Regions from separate parts of the Mus musculus genome. Here all the other regions are linked to region 1. Evidence: chromatin loops called from intact Hi-C (ENCODE). Cell type or tissue: left cerebral cortex. All regions are shown on one strand.

Region 1 (8,000 bases):
TAGTCCTGGTTGTCAACTTGACTACATCTGGAATTAATGAAAACCTATCTGCTGGACACTGATTGGGGGCTTTTATTAATTGGATTATTTGAGGTGTGGAGACTCACCGTAAATCTAGTCTATATCTTCTAATGGCATCCCATATAAAAGGATGTAGAAGAAGGAAGATCTGTTTATAAGAGTTGCCTTGGTCATGGTGTCTTTTCACAGCAGTAAATCCCTAACTAATAGTGCTTCTATGCAGCTGGGATGAGGGTCTTAAAGCTCACACCCACAGTGACACACCTATTTCACCATGGCTGCACCTTCTAATAGTGCCACTCCCCGGGCCAAACATATATAAACCATCACAAATAATAAGCAAGTCACTATATGAAACAAACTCTCAGAACAGTAATTAACTGTAGTTCCCAACTGCATGGAGTCTTTGAAGACAGTATGGCATGTCCCAGAATTGTCCTGAGCATGTTTCAGGCATCTGGAGTATTTATGGCTTGCCTATGTCAATCACAGCCTTGGACAATACTTCAGGATATAAAAATTTCTAGGCTCTCTGTACATTTCTGACCAGTAGAACTCTCTGGAGAGTAGCACCAGGTACTGGCCTTTGGGCATTTGTGAAAGGCTACTCCAAACTGGAGTGCATCAAAAGGAGAACAGTATCTGGTTGTGGGCGGTTGTGGCACTACATAGTGATTGGTACACTTCTCACCTGGCATTAAGCCCAGAAACATTACATCTGAATTAGTCATTTATCATTTGTGCAATGAGCTTTTCTCACTTCCTCTTGTATTTTGGCTTTTTATACATGGTCATGAGCAACATTCATAACAGCATATGTAACTATATTCTGATGCTTCATTTGTTGGGGGAGAGTTTCATTTTTTTAATTATGAATCAATCACTTGCCTGTGAAAAAGAAAGGCTACAGAGTTGTTTGCTCTTGGTGGAATCTGGCTTCCTCTGCCTTTGCTCTATCCAGACACTTTGAGCTGGAATCACTAACTGTATCCCACCTATGCTGGCCTACTTCCATTTCTGACCAGACTTGGTATTTTTCAACATATTGGAATCTCCTTAGGGTCTTGAATATCTCCTACCTGCTTCTGGCCTTCTTGTCTGTCACATATCACATGCATGTGACCCACCTCTTTCTCATTTTGCTTCTGTTATCCAATTTTGTTGCAGTATTATTTTTGTGATTAAGTTGAGTGGTTTTTGTTTCTCATGCAGGTGCTGCATGCTGGCTCTACACACATGAGGGTGCCTTTCTTGTTTTTTTTCTTTTTTCTTGATCATGTTAGCATACACATGGTAATTATATTTCCTTTACTTGCCCTGAGATCCTTTGTGATTTTTGCATCTTACACATACTCATAGTTCCTATTATTTCTGCCTAACCAGACCAAATGGATATAGGGGACAGTTCTGATGTTAAGATCCTATTCCCCAATTAGTTCTTGATCTGTTAGTAAAGAAAGCCAAGAACTGATTACTGGGTGGAAAATACAGGTGGGACTTCTGCATCCCAGGAGGAAAAGGCAGATTCAAGGAAGGAGAGGAGGAGTTTTGGCTATGCTTTGGAGGGAGAAGAAGCCAGCACCCATGTGAGGTCTCGGGAAGGGCTGGGGCCTATGGCCAGGCAGGTGGTCAAGGATGTTTGGCAGGAGTTATGTGGAACTAGCCACTGGAGTTTAGAGTATATGGGGGGAGCAGAGATAAAAATATTATTAATGTTTTTTCAGGCGGGAGATAGTAGTGTCTAGCAACTGTGTCCTAAGGCAAGTTGAAAAGGAACAAACTGTGTGTGTGTGTGTGTGTGTGTATGTGTCTTTTGTTCAAGGATTCAAGGGATGCCAGATGGGGGCTGGTAGCAAGGTCCACTTCCTGGTGCAAAGACAGCAGCATAAAACTATAAGCAACACATGGATTGTTTCTTTTCTAGACATCTCATCCAACAGAGGGTCCAGCTCATCAAATGTGGTTATTGTCAACAGTATACACATAAACATATATGTGAAAGCATCTCTGTGCAACATGAACTGGGACTTTCCATCTTCTCTGAGCATCACATGTCTTACTTTACAGCTATTGTGGGTGGGTGGGTAGGGGATTGGGGGGGTGGGTATGGGGGACTTTTGGGATAGCATTGGAAATGTAAACGAGGAAAATACCTAATTAAAAAAAATAAGTACCACTCAAATCCTACCAAACTCAAAACTCTAGAGAAGGGATTCCTAATGTTCATTTTAGATATTCTGCCAGGTATTTCATTACAGGTTCACATTTATTCATGGGTTCAGTTATCCATGGTCAACAATGGTTCAAAAATATCAACTGTGAAATGTTGATTAACCAACTGGTAGATTTAAAATAACTCTTATTGTTCAATCTCCTGATACATCTGTGGATTGTGTATGTGCAAAGTCAATCATCCATGAAATAAAAAATGTTTTTAAAAGACTCCTGAACATGTATACACTTTTCCTAAATAAGATAACATTTTTATTATATGTGTTTCATACATAATCTAGAAATGGCTTAAATTATACAGGAAATTTTGTATATAGATTTGCATATATTATATCCAAATACTGCATCATTTTAAACAAGAGACTTAACTCCAAAGCTCCAAGCAGAGCTGGATTCTCATATCCATGGTAGGTTGTGGAACTCATTTCCATGGATTCCAGGAAACAATTGCATATCATTTTGACTCTTCTATATTATGGTCATTGTTATCAATTTTTAATGTGCTGAATCTATAAATTAAATTTTATAAAAGATATTTGTACATAGCATAAGCTTTGAAGGGCAGGGCTTTTATGCACACTGAAATTTGAAAAGCCCTGATGTAGTCCTTGATCCCCAGAGGTGAAATGGGGTGTATAAATTTACCTAATTTAAATTTAAAAATCAGGTGTGGGTTTTGTCTCAAGGGAGAGGAAGAAAAGCAGTGAAAATGATAGTTTATCTGAAATAAAGTTGTTCAGTTATAAGCACAGGATTATAAAATCCACCAGCTTTAATGAAACAGATATTGGGAAAGCAGGGTTTGATGGGGACTATGATCTCAAGATAGGACTGTGCCTAGAAATTTGTCTACAGCTGAAGAAAGAGAGCACCATCTATCTGTGATGCCTGGACCATGGAGTGATAAGTAAAGGAGGGCTTCCTTTATATTTGTATAGATCAAAGCTCTAAAAAGAAACCCAGAGACATCTGCTTCACATGCTCACCTAAACACCTCTGTAATAGCACACTTTTACTTCTGTATGGAATTTTATTTCAAAAAATATGGCACATCCCAAGATAGAAGCATAAACCTCCTTAGACTCAGCCAAGGGAACACGGTTGAGTCAAAACTGGAATCCCTGCAGAGACATTTAGTAGTACATTCTAAGCCCTGGCAATCACTCAGTGAAAGTATCTATTCTCTCTGCAGAACAATATATCTGTAGTAGTGGCTTTTTCAGTGAAATGCCTACAACCTTTAAAACTTTCAGATTCTATGTTATTAAATAACAATGAAAACTTACCCTCCACACCAAAAAAGGACTAAAAACTAGTACATAAAGGAGAGAGAACAGAGTAAATGTCATTTTACCATTGGCTCTATGCAAGCAATGATATTCTGCATAGAGACAGCAGGGAAGAATCACACGTAACCACAGTGACATTTTTCTAAAGATACCTCAGTTTGGGAGGCAAGATTCAGTTCATATTCTCCATTATTTTGGCTAATGCATAAGTTCACTATATGAATGATTCATACTTCTATTCAGTAATTATTCTATATTTCCATAATTTTTGCATTTTAAGTACACATAAATATTAAATTATACTCATCTGCTAAAAATGTTTTCCTCCAAAACATGGTATTAACTAAAAGATGAAACTGTTTATATAGATTTGCCTTCTTAAATAATGCTACATATATTTCCCATAAAAATTAGAAGGAAAGTAGTGTTTAAAATTGGAGTGGACAGAACCAGTATAATTTCTGTTCAGGCAACTACTAACATGCTCCCCACTTCTACCCTTTCCTCATCTCAACTGTATTATATAATGGAATCAGACAGAATTTAATGTTTGAGATTGGCTTCTTTTTCACACAGCATAATTCTATTGAAATTCACCCAAGTTGCAATGTGCATGAATAGCATGTTCCTTCTTGGAGGAGGAAGGTGTGATATAAAAAGGCAATGGAAACAAGAGATCCTTGTGGCAATGAATTGTTATGTATCTTGGCTGTACCAACAGCAATATTTTGGTTGTTATATTGTACTGAAGTGTTGCTAAACCATACCAGTTGGAGAAAGTGAAGAAAAAGGTGCCTGAGATCTTTCTTTGTTTCTTACAGCCAGCTGGGATTTTTGCAATGATATAATAATGAAAGACTCAGTAGCAAGTCATTAAATAACTAATTGAGGTTATACAGTGTGCTTAAGTCCACCTCGTGGCTGGAAAAGAAAAAGTTAATTTTTGTACATGGTTTCAGAAGTTCCAGTCCATGGTCACTGGGGATATGTTTTGTTGTTGTGATTGTGGTTGGTTGGTTGGTTGATTGATTAGTTGGTTTGGGTTTGAAGTTTTGGAGGTTTTTTGTTTTGTTTTTTGTTTTGTTTTGTTTGTTTGTTTGTTTGTTTGTTTGTTTGTTTGTTTTTCTTTCTGAGTATACAATGATGGGATCATATGCCAGAGGTTAGCTATTTACCTCACAGCAACCAGGAAGCAAAAAAGAAAGAAGAGGGTCCAGGATCCTGATATCTCTTTCAAAAACACAAATTAGTGACCCAACCTTCTTCCAACAAGGCCCCGCATCCTAAAGATTCTACCACCCCCAGAAACTCCATGCTTTGGGACCATGACCTTAACATATAAGACCTAGATGACGTTTCAGATCAACACGAATCAATCGTAAGTTATGTAAATCATAGATTAAAAGGTAGCAACTAATTTGGAATCCATTCCTGATTAGAAGACAGAATAAAGCCATAGTACTAAAAGTCCTCACTATTGTTTAATGCTGCTATATTAAAGGTATAATAAAATGTTAATTCATAAAATGGGGGAAAAGATAAGTGTGAACAAAGTTGGAAGTAAATAAGTACAAAATTTGTACATTTTTAATGTACTCACTATAAAGAAATAACATTTAAGGTGACAGTTAAGCTAATTATCCTGATTTGATCATTATACATAGATTGAAACATCACACTGAGTTTTATAAACACAGTTATTATGTCAATCAAAAAGAAAAACTTAAAAATAAAAATATCTATAAGTGACAAATTATATTACAAATTATAAAACTGACATATTTTATTAGTATAGTTCGTATAATAAAATAATCGGAAACCTAATAAAAGAGAGGACTCTTATTAAAATTACCACAGTAGCATACCCAAACATATAACCAATAGAATGTATGCAAAAAATAAATAAAGCAAATTATTAAGCATTGCCAAAGATACTGATAGAAACCTGAAAAAACAAAAACCAGAAAGCTGTGTCACAACTAGAAGCTTTAAAATCCGAAGTATGAGAACACCCTTGTGATGATCTGAGTATGCTTGGGCCAGGGAATAACACTATTAGAAGGTGTGGCCTTGTTGGAGGAAGTGTATTACTGTGGCGATAAGCTTTGAGGTCCTCCTACTAGTTGCCTGTAAGCTAGTCTTCTGGTTCCCTTCAGAACAAGATGTAGAACTCTCAGCTCCCCCAATGCCATGCTTCCCACCATAATGATAATAAACTGAACCTCTGAACCTGTAAGCCAGCCCCAATTAAATATTGTCCTTTATGAGAATTGCCTTGGTCATTGTATCTCTTCACTGCAATGAAACCCTAACTAAGACACCCCACTCCCAAGTTTACTTGTCAACCTAGGAAAAGATTTTTAATGCATTTATGCTATCAGATTTTTCATTGTATGAACTATACTAATAAATATGTTCATTTTATACTTTGCAATTTAATTTCTCAACAAATTTGTCAACCCAAATTAATTACAGAAGTTATTGTTAAACATGAATGTTTGGCAAGTCCCGCCCCCAAACAATAGAATAAGTAGGAAGTTACCCTAACGATATAAGAACATAATGAAGTTTCTATAGTTAAAACAGTGTGGGATTAGCTTACTGGTAGACTGATAGTCCAATGGAGCAGGAGGTAAATCTCAGAAATAGCCTAACATCCTTGACATTTACTATGTGATAAAGGCAGGAGCTCAAAATTAGAATTAGATGAACATTTTTGTAAATGGCAATGGAGTAAATGAAAAACCATATGGAAAAAGATAAAGTGGGATCCATTTACACCATACATCAGCATAACTAAAATAAACCAGACATCTACCTGTTTAAGCCATGAAATGATACAAACAGAATGGAATTCTAAGTAAATTGCTTCACAAACTATGAAGCCATAAAGCATTTCCAACTATGGTTAAAATATCATAAATTATAAAATAATAAATTTAATCAAGAGAAATTTTTAAGACAATAAAAGACAAGTCAAAAGCCAAATAACAAAATGAAAGGAAATAAATGTATCTTATCCCTGAGGTAAAAAGTTTATTTCCCTAATATGCAAATGAAAGCAAGAGGATCAAAACCTCAGAAGAAAATGAGCAAAGGATACAAAAAAACACTGCATATAAGAATTTGGGGGCTGCTGAATATTAAAAAGCATTCTCATAATAAGAGAAATGCAAAACAAAACACAAAAAATTTGTTCCTCAGTTATCATTTTGAAATGTGAAATATTTTAAGAGATACTACATTAGAGAAATTAAAGCAATCATTCCCATTTATTTCTAAGGAGAATACAAATTCCATATATTTAAGGCAGTTCCCGTCAAAAAGAGCAGTTTAAAAAAAAAAAGAAAGAAAGAAAGAAAGAAAGAAAGAAAGAAAGAAAGAAAGAAAGAAAAAAAAAATTTATGAGCTAATTAAAATTAATTAAAGTGTTAAGGATCTACTGTAGCCAAAATAATTCATTGAACTTAATAAAAGTGATTTAGCCGATTGGCTGGGCAAGATATGCCCACAGATACAGTAGTAGTATTAATCCTAGGAGTAACCAGCCACTTTCTGATTGGATTTAAGGCTCATTCCAAAAGATGCAACTCATATCTTAAACCATTGTTGGTTCAAGAGCATGTGATTAAACAAATCATAAGCCCTAGGAGTGAACCTACTACTGTGCTGCTAAACGGACATAGTAGAAAATTGACTTCTAATGACGTATTGTTATACCAATAGATAATAAATCTCTCAACACTTATCAGAGAAGTTTCAATTGCCACTAAGCAGTGATTAACACAGAGACTTACAACTGTCAAAGCACAGAGAATAAGGTTCTACAGAAAGCTCAGCCCTAAATGGCACATCAATATCATATCCCACCCTCCTAAGAATTAAGTATCATTGTAAAGAGAGGATTAAAAAGACTATAAGTGCCAGAGATGATAAATGAATGCAAGTGTCTACTGTACCCAGCAGGACTGCTACATGTATGAACTTATAGCAGTATAACACCATGAATACCCTTGTACATGTTCAAACCAGACTAAGCCACAGCACTGTGATAGGAAGTAGACAGAGCTCTACCCCTAGCCAAGGATCTATTGGGAATGGAAAATTGCTAGGAAAGGAGTTGGTGTTTCTACTGGCTAGTTTTGTGTCAACTTGACACAACTGGAGTTATCACAGAGAAAGGAGCTTCAGTTGAGGAAATGCCTCCATGAGATCCAACTGTAAGGCATTTTCTCAATTAGTGATCAAGGGGGAAAGGCCCCTTGTGGGTGGGACCATCTCTGGGCTGGTAGTCTTGGGTTCTATAAGAGAGCAGGCTGAGCAAGCCAGGTGAGGCAAGCCAGTAAAGAACATCCCTCCATGACTTCTGCATCAGCTCCTGATTCCTGACCTGCTTGAGTTCCAGTCCTGACTTCCTTTGGTGATGAACAGTAATGTGGAAGTGTAAGCTTAATAAAC
Region 2 (8,000 bases), 100 kb before region 1:
GATATAGCTTAGTATTTTGAGTAATTAGTTTTGTCAAATCTATATTGTGTTACTATAGGTCAAAATTTAGAAGTTTTTTTAATATAATTGCAAATGTCTCCTTTCCAAACCCTGGCCCTGAGCTCCTCAGTTGCCTGCCCTAGAGCAATCAGTAGTGTGAGTTGTTAATTATAAGTGGCACTATGCTCATCTATAACAGAATTCATATACATTATCACACCAACATTAAACTAATAATAGCATAATAGGTACACTGTCTCCTTCACTTGCTTTTTTACAAATTCACTGAGTTTTTATTAATATGTAAAAATGTATGTATTGACTATGTAATATATATGTATATATGTAATATATGTGTATATGTATATATAAACTGTGAAACCTAGCTAACTAACAACTAACCTAAAATATCATTTTGTGTTTAACATTCCTTCTCTGAAGTCATTAATTCAATATATCAGCATGAAGTGTCATAACAATAGTTTCCAGTGAATGAATCTCTAATATATGTTTCTTCTATGAATCTATAACTCCATCCCCCAACTCTAATATATATCATTTCTTGGGGATGGGGAGCAAGAGAAAGACAAGATTCATGAGATAATAAACTCAAGAGTAGTGAAGTCTCTGGTGATCCTTGTGCCACAGGCCTGCAGACCAAAGACAGCTGGAACAAGTATAAGAAGGTTTCATCCATTTCACTTTACACTGTGGAGAACATATTATGGTCATACATGAAGAAAGTCATTTATATACAACATTATAGTATTTTAGATGGAGAAGCCAGAAATCATGCTGCTGTGGCCCATTCTATTTTACTATAACAAATAAGTGAGACTTCTTTTTGTAAAAGAAGTTTATTTAGCTCACAGTTTATAGCTGAAAATCTAAGGTTGAGCAGAATAACTGCCAGTTCATCCTCCAGTGAGAGCCTCCTGCCTGCACCACCACATAACAACAAACTCTGGAAGGGAGTCTGCCACTATGCTCCACCTCTTAAATGGTCCCCCACCATGAACATAACCATACCAGAGACCAAGGTTCCAACCCACAAGCCAGTGGTAGAAACGTTCAAACCACATCTAAACTGTAGCACAGGCACATTTTCCTCTGCTTGCTCCCACCTGAGTGATTCTTCTGCAATGATGCAAGTGTAGGGAACCATTGGGAACCATCTGTGGCTGCAACAGGATCATGGATGCCACTGTTATATGGAACAGAAGGGTACCACTGCTGCAGAAAGGTGTCCTACTCTTGGCAGCTGATGGTTTTAAATCTGCTCAGTTAATCATTTCTCTGAGGATGATTTTAAAGCATCATTCCAAGTCTCTGTGTCTCTTCTATTTCTTCTTCCAACTCACAGAGACAGTCCTGTTACATTAACCTTGACACAGTACTTTTCTTACATAATAAACCAAAACATGGCCTGACTTTCACAAGTATATCTATGATAAAAACATTCATGTCAAAATCAGAGTCATGAAGAAATGCTTCCAAAATCTTGTAAAGTGTTATATCACAATTGAAATAATTGAAAGTAATGGTTTTTGCAGCCTTTCTGTTTTGTTTTGTTTTTTTTAATTCATTCCATTTGTTTACATCTCAAATGATATCCCACTTCCCTGTTGCTCCTCCACAAACTCCCATGCCACATTCACCCCCTCTCCATGAAGTTGCTCCCCAACCCACCCACCCTCTCCTGCCCCACTGCTCCAGCATCCCTCTATGTTAGGGCATAAAATCTCCACAGGTACTTGACCTTTCAAAAGGAAACATCTAAATTTCCTATTGTGGCAAGCTATGACATTATTGTCGCTCCCAATAATGAGTCATTTTTCATAAAATATCAGCCTCGTGTGTTGCAGTTTGGGATATAATTAGGTAAAACATGAATTTTCAAAATTATAGGGTAGAACAAAATCAAAAAAATCCAGTTCACCTGTATTACTAATTAAGTGTATATATTACCTAATTAATGCTACAGTCAAATCACACTCTGAGAACGTTTGGTAAGAACAATATAACTCTTTGGTGTCCACCCCAATCCAACATACTGCTAATTATATTTCCTGTACTCTGAAATACATGTTTTTTTTTCAAAATTAACATTAGAGTAGAGGATAATTAAGGAATACCATGTATCATGTGATATTCATTGTCTTCTGCCTCACCGCTATCCTCTACTGTGTATTTCCAATGTTAGAAATCTTCTCCTTCCATAGCAAAGCACCATTGATAACTTGGTATGAAGACAAATTATTTAAATAAGGTTTTTGTCCTGAAAGTGTTTCAAGTCCAAGACAGTATTCAAAGCTATTTTGTACATGCACGCACATTGATGTGCAAATGGATTGGCTTAAGAGGTTGGGAGTCTCAATGAAGAAAATAATATTTAGACAGATAATACAAGAAGGGAGTAAGTTAAACAAAGATAGAGGCATGTAATGTGACATCTCTGAGAACTGTGGGAATAAAGCAGGGGATGTTCTAAAAGGAACAGCAAAAGAAAGGATTCACATGTAACAGGCAAGATACATACCAGGAATATCGGGTCCACAGTGGAAAATTATATGTTGATTACAAATTAGAATGGGAACAAAATATAACAAAATGTTAATGTTGGTTAATTGTGGATAATAGTTAAAGTGCAGCTCAGTATTTCAGGTAAGCATCCAATCAGTTCCAGAAGGGAGTGGATTATAATCAGGAATCCAAGGTACCCATAGAAGGAGACAGAGGAAACTGCAGCAGGCCCAAGAGAAGGTAGGTTTGAGAATATTCAACACATAATGACCTAGTGTGGAGTTTAGGCACACAGGTTGCTGCCTATTAATGTACACACTCAATTCATATTGCCCATTGATAAATTTCAATTAGATTCAGGCCTTGAAAATGCATCCATACAGCATTTCTTCTTAATGAACTTATGCCCCAGCACAGAACATATAAATAAGTCCTCAGTCATCATAGTTGCTGGGCTACAGCTCATCATAAGCAGACAGATGAATAGGCAAAGCCCTTAGCTTGAACCAGTCAGACCATCCTTTCTGTTTCCAGTCCATATATGTGTAATCATGGTAGCCCCAGAGTTCTTTGAGCCTGCTCTAGTTCTGAGAACTGCTGGATTCCAGAACTGTGAATAAAAGCTAAGTAAGATATTCAAACTAAATTTATTGCAGTTTCATCTTTTGACACCATCTTGGTTATTCTGGGCTCAGAAATGAATATGGATGAAGCAGCTGAGCACAACCTTTAAAGCTTAAATCTGTGTAACTGGGGAAGAGTATAGAGACTGAGTCCTCACCATAGGAAACAGCATGAGAAAGCCTTGCTGAGTTTTCCATAGAGATTCTTGTTTATATTTATGAAAATAGCACACACCACATTTGCTGCTCTAACAATGACTTTCCTAAATTACCTAAGCAAATAGAGATGCTACTAATAATCTATTCATTCAGTTATTCATAGTAGCAGCAGGTGGTAAACTTGGCATGTGAAACAAACAAAGCAGAGTCTCCTATCCACAGAACTCACAGTACGGTAAGGTTTGGCTGGGTACATTAATAGCATCCAAAATATATTTGCCCAATACATAAGCTTAATACCATTTATATTATTACATTATGTGTATATCTTAACAAAATGTAGGAATGTTTTTAGTCTGTGATTTATTGGATTCTCATTATCGTTTATATATTTGTTTACAAGTTTCATAGTAAATGTTCATTAAAGGTGATATTTACCAAAGACAGTAAACTCAATACTTATACAGCAACATCTAGGAAGACCAAAGATGGTTCATGGTGCCTGATGAACTGGTAGTCTTCCTGAATTCATGGCAAAATGATCAGTTTTGCATCCACATTTATTATTTGGAATGATCACTCCAGGAGATGTGGGAAGGTGCCTAAATGATTCAGTTCTGTTCAGCAGAACCAAGTGAAGGACCCAGAATGCCTCTAGGGCTCATTTAGATGCTTCTTATACAGAAAAGTAATAAAGAAACAAAGAGATAAAGGTGGCCAGCATCTGGAAAGCAGCCAATCTGTGTGGAGAGGAGGAAATGAGAGGCCCAGAAGGCAGGACTACCAGACATCTCTAGAGGGTCTCAGAAATTTGTAAGTGATTTCTCAGGAGTTGAATTTTTGTATTAATTAGTGAGAGTTCTTTGGATGTTATGCAACTTAATGAATCATTTGTCATTTTAAAATCTCAGGACTAGTATCACTCAAGTCCATGGTGAAAGATGCAAGACAGCTCTGGTGAATAAACATTCCATTTCTGTATAGCTATGTCTTGGCACAGTTACCTGAAGGAAAGGTGATCTAATTCTCCCCAGATAAAGGACATCACAGACCCAACAAAGACAAGCTCCTCAAACTATATCAAGTGGCAACTCAATCAACTGTAAAATCCATATGCCTTCAAAATGTCATAAATAAGTTCATTTGAGTTCTTAAAACATATGAAGTATGGAGAATTTGTATAAAGAATGCATGACCCTTCTTGATGTCCAGAAACTAATTCACTTTACAAAGACAAAATCTTCCAGTTGGCATGTTAGTAGATCCTTGTACAGTTAGTAGATCAGCCCATTGTATAGTTTTAAAGCAGATATATTTGCTTTAAAGAACATTGTGCACATTTTAATTACAGCAGGTAAAGTATTTAAAGTGGTTTTGTACATACACAGACGCGCGCGCGCGCATGCACACACATGTGCACACATGCACACACACACAAGGACACAATGCCTAGCCCTACAAAGTATAAAGACATAACTGAGAAGATTCAGCAAACACTAAACCACTACGCCAGGAGGTTCACTTAAGTAGCCACCAGGTGGTGCTAGTGACTCAATAACATCGATCAAGGCGAAAAGGAAGCGGGAGGGAGGAGGATTTCGCTGCTAATTCATATTCTGAATCTTTTTCAAGCTCTGAAATGTATAACCATGGATTTTATATAACTCCTTATATAAAATTTCAATGCCTTATTAAAAAAACATAAACTTTTGAAAGTGTTCTTTAGATCAACATTTAAATTAAAAGGTTTGAATGCATTTAATTTGCAAATCCTTAATGGGCACTGTCTAAATTGCCTAGTGAAAAAAGACAAGCGGGGCTGGTGGCACACACCTTTAATCCCAGCACTTGGGAGGTAGAGGCAGGCGGATTTCTGAGTTCGAGTCCAGCCTGGTCCACAAAGTGAGTTCCAGGACAGCCAGGGCTATCCAGAGAAACCCTGTCTCGGAAAAACAAAACAAAAAAGAAAAAAAAAGAGACAAAATAGAAAAGACATGACAATCATAATACAAACAAGGTACCAAAAAATGAGTGCAGCATAACTGTTAACTGAATGTTCACTCTTTTAAGTACTCTTAAGTACTTTTTGATATATTGATTCCTGCCGAATCCTAGCACCTAGTCACATAACACACTAGAAACATGATAAATGCGGAATGAATGATTTGATTAATCCACAATTACATAAAAGATGGTTTTAATTTCTGTGTTCTCTGGTTTTAAATGCTTACCAGAACAATTGGTAGCCTAAATATTTCCAGTAAAATATGTTTTCATACCCATGTTAAGATCATTTAATGAGAATTTAAATTTTATACATGCTTAAGGCTCTTTAAATTGTGTAAATAAAATGGATTCTGTTATTTGTGTATTCTTACCCCCAAATCCTATTTAACTCCACTACATTAGGAAATATTTGTACTTATTTTATTTCAATATACAAAGTTTTATGACACAAAGCACATATTCAGCTACATACAGTGTCTGTGTAAAATTTAACATCATCCCATTTCTCAGCCTTTTCGGTGCTGTTGCTAAAAGCAAACAATGACTTAACACTTCTTTGTAGACAGCTTTGTTTGCCCACCAACAAGGACAGATCTCTTAAGGATATGTACACATGTCCTCTTTGATATCAAAACAAAGGCGGGTACCTTCCACTAATAGATTCAGGACATCATTTATGTGGCAGTTCTTTCACGCTCACTGGCAGTCATTGCTCCAGATTACCATATGGGAATCAGGATCATTTCCATGCCAGTCTTTTCTCTGTTGCCATTCCTTTACCAGTTCTCCCACAAATCTACTTCCTTCCTTCCGAGAATTCACTGTATGTTGGTGATGCAAGCCTATCAGCTGGAGTCACATAATGATGGCCTTAAGGTTGGTTCACCCAGTTTGGGGAACTGCAGATTCCTTAAATCTGCCTCTCTTTGTTCCATTCTAGAAAACAATGAACACTAGCTAGACTGAACATGTCACTTCTGCCTTGTAAGAAGCCAATGATGTGGAGGAGTCACATAGAAAGTTATGCAATCTACTTCCCAGATTTCAGGAATAAGGTTTTCTCCCCATTTGTATTAGCAAAGTGTACTAATATATTAGTAGTTTGATTCTGTCAGGTAAGGAGCCAAGAATATGTGTCCAAATCTCAGAAGATTCTAAAGACAAAAGAAGCTCTGACTAAACACAAACAACTCAGTTACAATGTTAACATTCCACAAAATATAGCTTACTTATATTAGTAATATAGCATGACAAAATAAAATTTGGTAAATTGTATGCAAGGATAGAGTATTTTGATGATCATAGATTATTAGAACTAAAAACAAATGGGAAAAAATAGAGATTTCTAGTTCTAACATATTAAATAAAAAGGGAAGAAATGAAATCTTTAAGCTATTCCTATCAACACTCTTTTATGAAATAAATCTAATGAGAATAAATCATAAATTTGCTCTTCCTGTGCAGAAGAGTTTATGAATTTTCTACTGAGATCTACTAAGCTATTACAAGTCCTTTGTACAAAAATTGACTATTAGATAAATATTTACACTGAGAGACTTTGGTAGGGTGGAAGGGGCAGTTAGGTCATTACATTGTCTGCTATGCAAATATGAACACCTGAGTTAAAACCCTAGAATTCACAAAAAAGGGAAAGGGGGAAGGGAAGGGAAGGGAAGGGAAGGGAAGGGAAGGGAAGGGAAGGGAAGGGAAGGGAAGGGAAGGGAAGGGAAGGGAAGGGAAGGGAAGGGAAGGGAAGGGAAGGGAAGGGAAGGGAAGGGAAGGGAAGGGAAGGGAAGGGAAGGCAAGGGAAGGGAAGGCAAGGGAAGGCAAGGCAAGGGAAGGGAAGGCAAGGCAAGGCAAGGCAAGGCAAGGCAAGGCAAGGCAAGGCAAGGCAAGGCAAGGCAAGGCAAGGCAAGGCAAGGCAAGGCAAGGCAAGGCAAGGCAAGGCAAGGCAAGGCAAGGCAAGGCAAGGCAAGGCAAGGCAAGGCAAGGCAAGGCAAGGCAAGGCAAGGCAAGGCAAGGCAAGGCAAGGCAAGGCAAGGCAAGGCAAGGCAAGGCAAGGCAAGGCAAGGCAAGGCAAGGCAAGGCAAGGCAAGGCAAGGCAAGGCAAGGCAAGGCAAGGCAAGGCAAGGCAAGGCAAGGCAAGGCAAGGCAAGGCAAGGCAAGGCAAGGCAAGGCAAGGCAAGGACCTGCTTGGTGAGTTTAAGGCCAGGCAAGAGAAAGGCCTTAATCTCAAAAAACCAAAGTGGATAACAAAAACCTGAGGTTAACCTCTGAGCATCCACATTCACATTTGTCCTCCAAACATAGGTTCACATTGTGTACGTACCAAAACAAAAAGAAATATCAGCAAACCTCAGCCAAAGGTAGAGGAGGCTCATGCCTATAATCTCACACTTGGAAAGCTGAGGCAGGGGATCCAGAGAACAAACCCAGCCTGGGCTATTTAGTGAGGCCAAGACTAACCCAGACTATATGAAATCCTTTAAAACAGAACAATACAAAAGAAAAGAAAGAAGGAAAATAAAGCTGAAATATTAGGTGTATCATTGCACTCTTCATACACCCATGAAGTAAACTATTTGGGTATAATATGTCACTCCTCTTTTCCATTGATGAGATTTACTAATTTTTATTTTATTGTTTTGTTCAGGGAGGTGATATTTGTCTATAATTCTGTTCTGCATG
Region 3 (8,000 bases), 60 kb before region 1:
AATGTTTTTTAAAGTGGTATTGGAGCCGGTCACAACAAAGTGTTCTTTATCTGAGTTGGGAGGATATAACCTTAGCCAGAGCTGTTTGGTTCATGCCATAAAACCAAATGTGAATAATTGCATTTATCAATTACCTGAAATTTCACAGTCTAGAGACTGTATCTTGACCATAACCTATTAAATATCAGAAAGACTTAGGATCTAAAATCATTATCAACTTACTAAGTAATGGAGACTAACTCAGAAAGTCCTATTCACTTAATCATTAAGCATCCAGCAGTTACACTCATGACTAATATTGTCATTGTGACATTCTGCTCATTGTAATATCTGATCTCTCCATGAACACATGAAAGGCAAGTAAGTTCATTCATTTTATACCACTAGAATAAATGCAAAACATGTCTTACTGATATAGATATTTATTAATGTCTGATTCCCAAGCTCACCATCTGAAAAATGAAAATAAAGATGATAATGGAGCTGGGCAGTGATGGTGCATGCCTTTAATCCCAGCACTTGGCAGGCAGAGGCAGACAGATTTCTGAGTTCAAGGCCAGCCTGGTCTACACAATGAGTACCAGGACAGCCAAGGCTACACAGAGAAACCCTGTCTTGAAAAAGAAAAATAAACAAAAAAAAGAATGATAATGGTAAGGTGATCATGAAGGCCAAATTAAATCAATAAAATGGAGGAGCCCAGCAAAGAGGCTGACTTGTGGATAAGACATGCTAAATGTTCTAAAAATACACCAAAACAAAAATAAAATGTATACAATATAGAGATAGAATGGTTGAGAATGTGTCATGTTGAAAGTTATATGGATGGAAAGAGGTAGTCAAGAACTAGAGCAAACGGAGAACTGAAAGAGGTCAGAGCAGCATTAAAACAACTCTATTTCTAAAGCTTTGTCCAGTAAATAATCCTCTCCTGCAAGTAACCACAGCTCGGTGGGTTATTACAAGGGCATCAAATTAGGATGGAGGTTTCTGGGAAGAAGATAGTTTTCAGTGAAGAAGAGGGAAGAGGGATTGAGGGAAAAACTCAGGATAGATGTTGGGAGCTATTAAGACAACTCTATTGTCCTGATCTCTGAATTGCCCCACCCCCCCACCCCCCCCCGAGAAGAAAAGGAGGTCAAAAGCAGGCCACCGACGCACCTCTCCAAGAACAACCACAGATTGTTCCAGCCCTAAGTTAGCACCGGATGTCCTGACCTCAAGATGTACCCTGATACCTCCAAGTTCCTGCTTCCCCATGTAGTCGCCAAAAGAAAAATTTCCGCTGCCCCATCCCTCCTGCTGAGGTGCATTTCCACTGCCCCATTCCTCCTGCTGAGATGTTCTTCCCCTTTTGCTTGTGCATTTAAACCTTGAGCCTTGCTAATACAGTGAGACCTTGATGCTACTCAGACTGCTTCCATGTGTCGTTCATTGCACAAGGTTCTCGTCTCTCTCTACCCCCCATCTGGTTCTTAGGAGAAGGTCCCTCGAGCCCCTCGAATAACTGGACCTGATGAATGGGTCAGATATACATATGAAATTGTCAAAAAAGAGGGAAAAAAACTAAGGTATTTTCACACAGCTGAAGCCTCAGATAATATCGTGGTCCTTCGCTGTTTTTATCATCTCCTCAATTCCTACCCCACGATCAATGTCCTATTTCTCAAAATCCATGTTCAAACATGCCACAAAACCCAAATCATAAAAACAAGTAAGCTTTCTCTCCCAGGTTCAGGTTTTCTTTTTTGTGTATCCATTTCTAGTTTCAACAAAAGTTCTCCTTCCTCAAACACTCACAGGCAAAGTGTGTGCTCTGCCTTCCATTCTCTGTCCATATCAGTTCTCTGGAAGGTTCTTACAAACCTATCACCACATTCTTACTTAACCTGGACCAGCAGGTCATTCATCAGGGACAGGTTCCCGAGAGGGAGAACCAGAGGATAAGAAAAGACAATGGGAAAGTTTGGGATCAGAAATTCATAAACAAGCTGATGGCTCATGCAGTCACATTTATTAAGAAGTACAGCTTTTTATATATAGTTTTCAGGGAGGAAATGGGACAAAATTGGCAGAAAGCTCATCAAGCAATGTTACACAAAGAGAACACAGAGTATCTCAAGTGTGCTATAGACCAGGGGCTCAGAAGCCTTGACACTGATAACCTTAGACCTTCAAAAAAGTAAGGGAAGTCAAGCTTCCATGACCCAAAATCTCAGCTCCTGGGAGCCCTGACTCCAGGCATTACTGGCCTTTCCAAACCTGTGCCTGGTTTAGACAAGGAATTAAGCTCCTTTTCCATACATCAGGGGAAAAGTCCCACATTAGCCTGGCCCCCAGCAACTGTTTGAGCTTGTTAGTAGTCAGTCAAATTCCACATCCTGTTCTAGGTTTTTGGGTTTTTTTGTTTGTTTGTTTGTTTGTTTGTTGTTGGTTTTTTTTTTTTTTTTTTTTTTTTTTTTTGGTCAAGAGAATACTGTTAGCCTCTGATTGTACTCCACTTCTCAAGCTAATTGCAACTCCTGTATCAGTGCTGGGTGTTAGGTATGAGTATTGGGTGATGTTTGTATGTGTATTAATGCTCACTGTGAAGTACATTTCAAGACTGGAGAGATGGTTCTGTGGTTAAATTTACTAGTTGCTGTTACAAAGAACCCAAGTTCAATTCCCAGCTCACAAGGTAGCTCACATGCATATGTAGCTCCTGTCTTAGGGATTTAATACTCTCTTCTGCTCTCCACCAGCACCAGGCATGTCCATGGTACACATACATACATGCAGGCAAAACAAATAAGTCTTTTAAAAATGTTTTAATGAAGTGCATTTCAGTAACTTCTCTGTAACAAGAGACCTCAAGTGTAAACTTTAGATTTAGAAATGTGTCTCTGCCTTGATAATTATGATAAATCCCAATTCTTCTCTCAGCCTCATTTTTGTTAACTCACAATTAAAGAAAATAAACCTTTATTACAAACCAAAAATGAGCCCCGTAGGAAAAGGATTCCTTGGGGTGCAGACAGCCCACTCAGACTTCATTAAAAGTTGACATTTCTCCTGGTACAGCAGAGGGTTCTTCTTGGGATGATAGAACAAGCAAGTAAAGTGCTTTTGGATTTATGTCACTTTGAAGTCTGTTGCCATAGGAACTGTGTCTCCAAATCCTCTCCACAGGGGACTCACTACAGTCGTGTTCCCTAAGGAGCAGATGAAGCCCAAGCAGAAAGCAGTGTAGGAAGAACTATTCTTAACTGTCCCTTTTCTTGCAGATCTCTCTTCTTTCCTGAACATGGATTTCTGTACAGTGCACCTTCATTTATTTACTTCTTTTTCTATTTTTATTGCATTCTATTGTGTCATTATCTATACGGTGTGTGTAAAGGCAACAAAACACCTCTGAATCATCTGCTTCCTCAAACTAGAAGTCTGAGGATGTTGACTCAAGAATATCACCCATCGCCACCCAGCAAGGATGATCATATATGGTTTCTTAAACCTCTGAGTCTTTCCATAGTGTAAAGATAGCAAGAAGCCTGCATTAGCTCCAGAAAGCAAATTATCCTCAGGAACTGCATGTCAGTTACTACTGCATTCCCAGTTTCTGTTTCCTTTCATTGTCTTCAACTCCTCAATGTACCCATTTATGCATAATTGTTATATATATTGTAAGACAGGAATATTACCCAATGGATTCAAGAATCCATCTAATAATAAAATTCATTTATTTTACAAGCTAACCATGTGTTGGATGAGAACTCTAAGTGTTTTACATATATTACTTCAGATTTTTTCTGTAAAAATATTACTAAGTGGATACTCTAAGTACGCTCTATTATTGCCCTGTTCTACAAGGAACACCTCTGTGAGACAAAGGAATCAAACCATTTAGTTTAGAATGTCATTTGTAAGGTGGAGGATACATAGTATTTTCTACAATAATGGCCATGGGGTAAGAATAGAGCTACAGCAGAAAACCCAACTGTTAAAGGAGACTAAAGCATCAATCCCAGATGTTAGGATAAGTGCAGCAGCAAAGAGAGAGCAAACAGAATTTAGATCTGACTGCCATGTATTCAAAGTAAATTTGTGAATGAAGGATATATTAAAAAGTCCAACACACACAAAGACCCAACACACAGGAATAATGATGTTGGAAGAAATGAAAAGGTCAAGCATGCTAGTTTAATCATTATCCATCAAATACATAGACCAACTTATAATACTATAATTATTATTTATATATGGTCAAGCATGCTAGTTTAATCATTATCCATCAAATACATAGACCCACTTATAAAACTATAATTATTAATTATATATAATAAATAGTAAATATATACTGTTAAATATAATATTATCTCAAAATTATAAATATTATATATTAAATTTTTAAATGTAACTATGAAATTTTAAAAGGCTATCAATATAAAAGTTTGGGAAAAAATATTAAGAGATATTAGAGGGGACTACAGAAGTCGTGGGCTAGGCTAAGTATGAACCTTAACAACCATATGTAATTACATAAGAGGAGAGGGAAACTGAGGCTATAATGCATTTCTCACACTGTGGTCACAATGAATGTGGGAAGAGGTCAGGTGAAGGGGTAGTGAAAAGAGATGGTAGGAACTGAAAGTAATTAGAATATATTATGCACATATATAAAATTCTCAAAGACTATGCAGTTTTCAGGCAAAAGGATGGAAAGAGGAAAACATTCTGAGTAAGGTAACCCAGACCCCAAAAACAAATACCACATATTCTCTCTCATGTGCGAACCCTAGTTTTGATGTGTGTGGTTAATTTGGAGCACTTATACGTGTCAGAAAACTAGAAAGAAGCAATGGGAGGATTTTAACGGGGAAAAGAACACATATAGAATGGAGAGACAAATGGGATAATGGGAAATTAGATAATGGAGACGGGTCTGGGAGGATAGGACAGAGGGAGGGGAGGAAGAGAGAACATAAACATTAAGGATGTTTGAAAAATTCATATGAAAACCTAGTGTTTTTGAAGCTTCCTTATATAATAATGTGAATGTGTGTGTGTGTGTGTGTGTGTGTGTGTGTGTGTGTGTGTGTGTGTCACAAGTTTAACTGGACTTAATGTATATAAAGGAACAATGCTTCTCTCTTAGACCATATTAAATTAAATATTATGTGTAGGATACTAGCCTCCAAGGTATTTGCCAGGGAACGTCCCATAGACCAGCCCCAAGCAAAACGTGTTACTATTGGCATTGCTGCTGCTTACCCATCAGAACTTGGTGGTAAGATGGTATTGATGAAAACAAACAAACAAACAAACAAAAGCCACATGCTTATGTCATAGGACATGGGACATGAAGAAATCAGGCTGGAAGCTTCCTCCAGAGTGGCTGAATTTTAAAGTACCAGAAGATGCTATACAAGCTACTGATACATAAAAATAATCAACTGTCTTACCCAGCTATGAACCCTATAAGCTACAATACTGACCAGAGCAATGTTCACATGAATGTTACAGAGATAATCAGCCTCTTTCTGATTAGATTTATGACCTACTTCTTAGGCTGAAACTCATTCCTGGCAGTATAAGCCTGGCCAAAATCCCATACCGGGAAGTTGTAGACACTAAAGGAAAACTGCCTTCAAAATAGATATGTCTATGCTTGTAGATTATTGCAGCCCTCAATCCTCATGAGAGAAACTTCTTTGTGCAGTGGATGGTGTTTAACACTGTAACTCATAGCTGGTTAGACTACAAAGATTGGGTACAGAAATGGGACATCTGTATCATAACTCTCCTCTTCTGGCTCAGAGATCATTCTACAAAAGAACAGAGAGAGATTGTAAGAAGCAAAAATTGGGAAAGACTGCTGCTAAACAATGGTTTCTAGCTATAAAAGGGCTATTGCACTTATAGACTCCCAGAATGTGTGGCACACAACTGTAACAAGAAGGAACCTATCACAATTCCAGCATAGATAGGAGGGTTTCCTGAAGTCCCACCCATAGCTGTAGAATTTTGGCCATTGAAGGCTGCTAGGGGCAGGGAAAATCAGTCCTCTTAAGTAATGTGGCTCCTGGTCAATTGTCCATGCTCCAATGGATGAGCCTACATCCATGTACATACAGGCAACACTAACTGGAAATCAGTGGGCTACAAAAAGAAAATCTGACGTTGGGAGAAGGATCAGGGAGGAGGTAGAGGGCTAGTAAGGGGTTGATATGATCAAAACACATTATAGATGAAATTCACAAAGAATTAAAAAAAAAATAGAGAGAGCTTCTGAGGCAGCGCCATCTTCGGCTCCAGACAACCGGCCACCTTCCTGGTGAGAGCACAGGGTTCGGCCCGGCCCGAGAGGTTTCTGCCTCAGGCTCCCCGGGAGCCACCTTGGCTCCGGGACTCTGCTGAGGGCAGGCTGCACGGGTGAGGGTGTGGAATACACAGGCCAGCAGTTTCTGGGACAGGCGAGAGCCAGAGAGCTTCTGGGGCGGCGCCATCTTCGGCTCCAGACAACCGACCACCTTCATGGCCAAAGCAACACAGCTTCTGGGAAAGATCCTGTTTTGGGCCTTCATCTTCAGCCAGGAGGAGGTCCAAACACCAGATAACTGTGCACCTTCCCTGAAAGAGGAGAGCTTGCCTGCAGAGACTGCTCTGACCACTGAAACTCAGAGGAGAGAGCTAGTCTCCCACGTCTGCTGATAGAAGGTAACAAAATCACCAAAGGAACAATCTCTAAACAAAGACAACTATAACAACTAACTCCAGAGATTGCCAGATGGCAAAAGGTAAACGTAAGAATCCTACTAACAGAAACCAGGACCACTCACCATCATCAGAAACCAGAACACCCACTTCGCCCAGTCCAGGACACCCTAACACACCTGAAAAGGTAGACCTGGATTTGAAAGCATATCTCATGATGATGGTAGAGGACATAAAGAAGTAATTTAATAACTCACTTAAAGAAATACAGGAGAACACTGCTAAAGAGTTACAAGTCCTTAAAGAAAAACAGGAAAACACAACCAAACAGGTAGAAGTCCTTATAGAAAAACAGGAAAACACATCCAAACAGGTGATGGAAATGAACAAAACCATACTAGACCTAAAAAGGGAAGTAGACACAATAAAGAAAACCCAAAGTGAGGCAACGCTGGAGATAAAAACCCTAGGAAAGAAATCTGGAACCATAGATGCCAGGATCAGCAACAGAATACAAGACATGGAAGAGAGAATCTCAGGTGCAGAAGATTCCATAGAGAACATCGGCACAACAATCAAAGAAAATGGAAAATGCAAAAAGATCCTAACTCAAAACATCCAGGAAATCCAGGACACAATGAGAAGACCAAACCTACGCACAATAGGAGTGGATGAGAATGAAGATTTTCAACTCAAAGGACCAGCAAACATCTTCAACAAAATTATTGAAGAAAACTTCCCAAATCTAAAGAAAGAGATGCCCATGAACATACAAGAAGCCTACAGAACTCCAAATAGACTGGACCAGAAAAGAAATTCCTCCTGACACATAATAATCAGAACAACAAATGCACTAAATAAAGATAGAATACTAAAAGCAGTAAGGGAAAAAGGTCAAGTAACATATAAAGGCAAGCCTATCAGAATTACACCAGATTTTTCAACAGAGACTATGAAAGCCAGAAGAGCCTAGACAGATGTTATACAGACACTAAGAGAACACAAATTCCAGCCCAGGCTACTATACCCAGCCAAACTCTCAATTACCATAGATGGAGAAACCAAAGTATTCCATGACAAAACCAAATTCACACATTATCTCTCCACAAATCCAGCCCTTCAAAGGATAATAACAGAAAAAAACCAATACAAGGACGGGAACCACGCCCTAGAAAAAACAAGAAGACAATCCCTCAACAAAACTAAAAGAAGACAGCCACAAGAACAGAATGCCAACTTTAACAACAAAAATAACAGGAAGCAACAATTACTTTTCCTTAATATCTCTTAATATCAATGGACTCAAC

Evidence for each region. Peaks named below come from ENCODE experiments on the same cell type or tissue, not always from the same donor. Only the 100,000 strongest peaks of a DNase experiment are listed, where the experiment ranks them.
Region 2: it touches region 1 in a loop (2.3-fold over the local background); 2 of 42 quality-filtered maps call a loop at or near these places.
Region 3: a loop joins it to region 1, with 11 times the contacts of the local background. A loop is called at or near these places in 3 of 42 quality-filtered maps.

The regions. Positions count from the first base shown.
Region 1 is chr9:37,826,257-37,834,256 of GRCm38, reverse strand. No RefSeq gene overlaps it. Among named protein-coding and RNA genes, the nearest start is that of Gm24764, 7.5 kb to the right of the region's middle. In left cerebral cortex, no CTCF peak of the experiment used is centred here; DNase peaks (open chromatin) are centred at 700, 3,276, 3,624 and 4,174; H3K27ac peaks cover 2,253 bases.
Region 2 is chr9:37,929,553-37,937,552 of GRCm38, reverse strand. No RefSeq gene overlaps it. Among named protein-coding and RNA genes, the nearest start is that of Olfr878, 15 kb to the right of the region's middle. In left cerebral cortex, a CTCF peak has its summit at 4,835 (motif pointing right); DNase peaks (open chromatin) are centred at 3,175, 3,971, 4,847 and 5,990; H3K27ac peaks cover 4,293 bases.
Region 3 is chr9:37,886,305-37,894,304 of GRCm38, reverse strand. It overlaps a transcript of Olfr145 not described here. Among named protein-coding and RNA genes, the nearest start is that of Olfr145, 7.1 kb to the left of the region's middle. In left cerebral cortex, no CTCF peak of the experiment used is centred here; a DNase peak (open chromatin) is centred at 3,173; H3K27ac peaks cover 2,049 bases.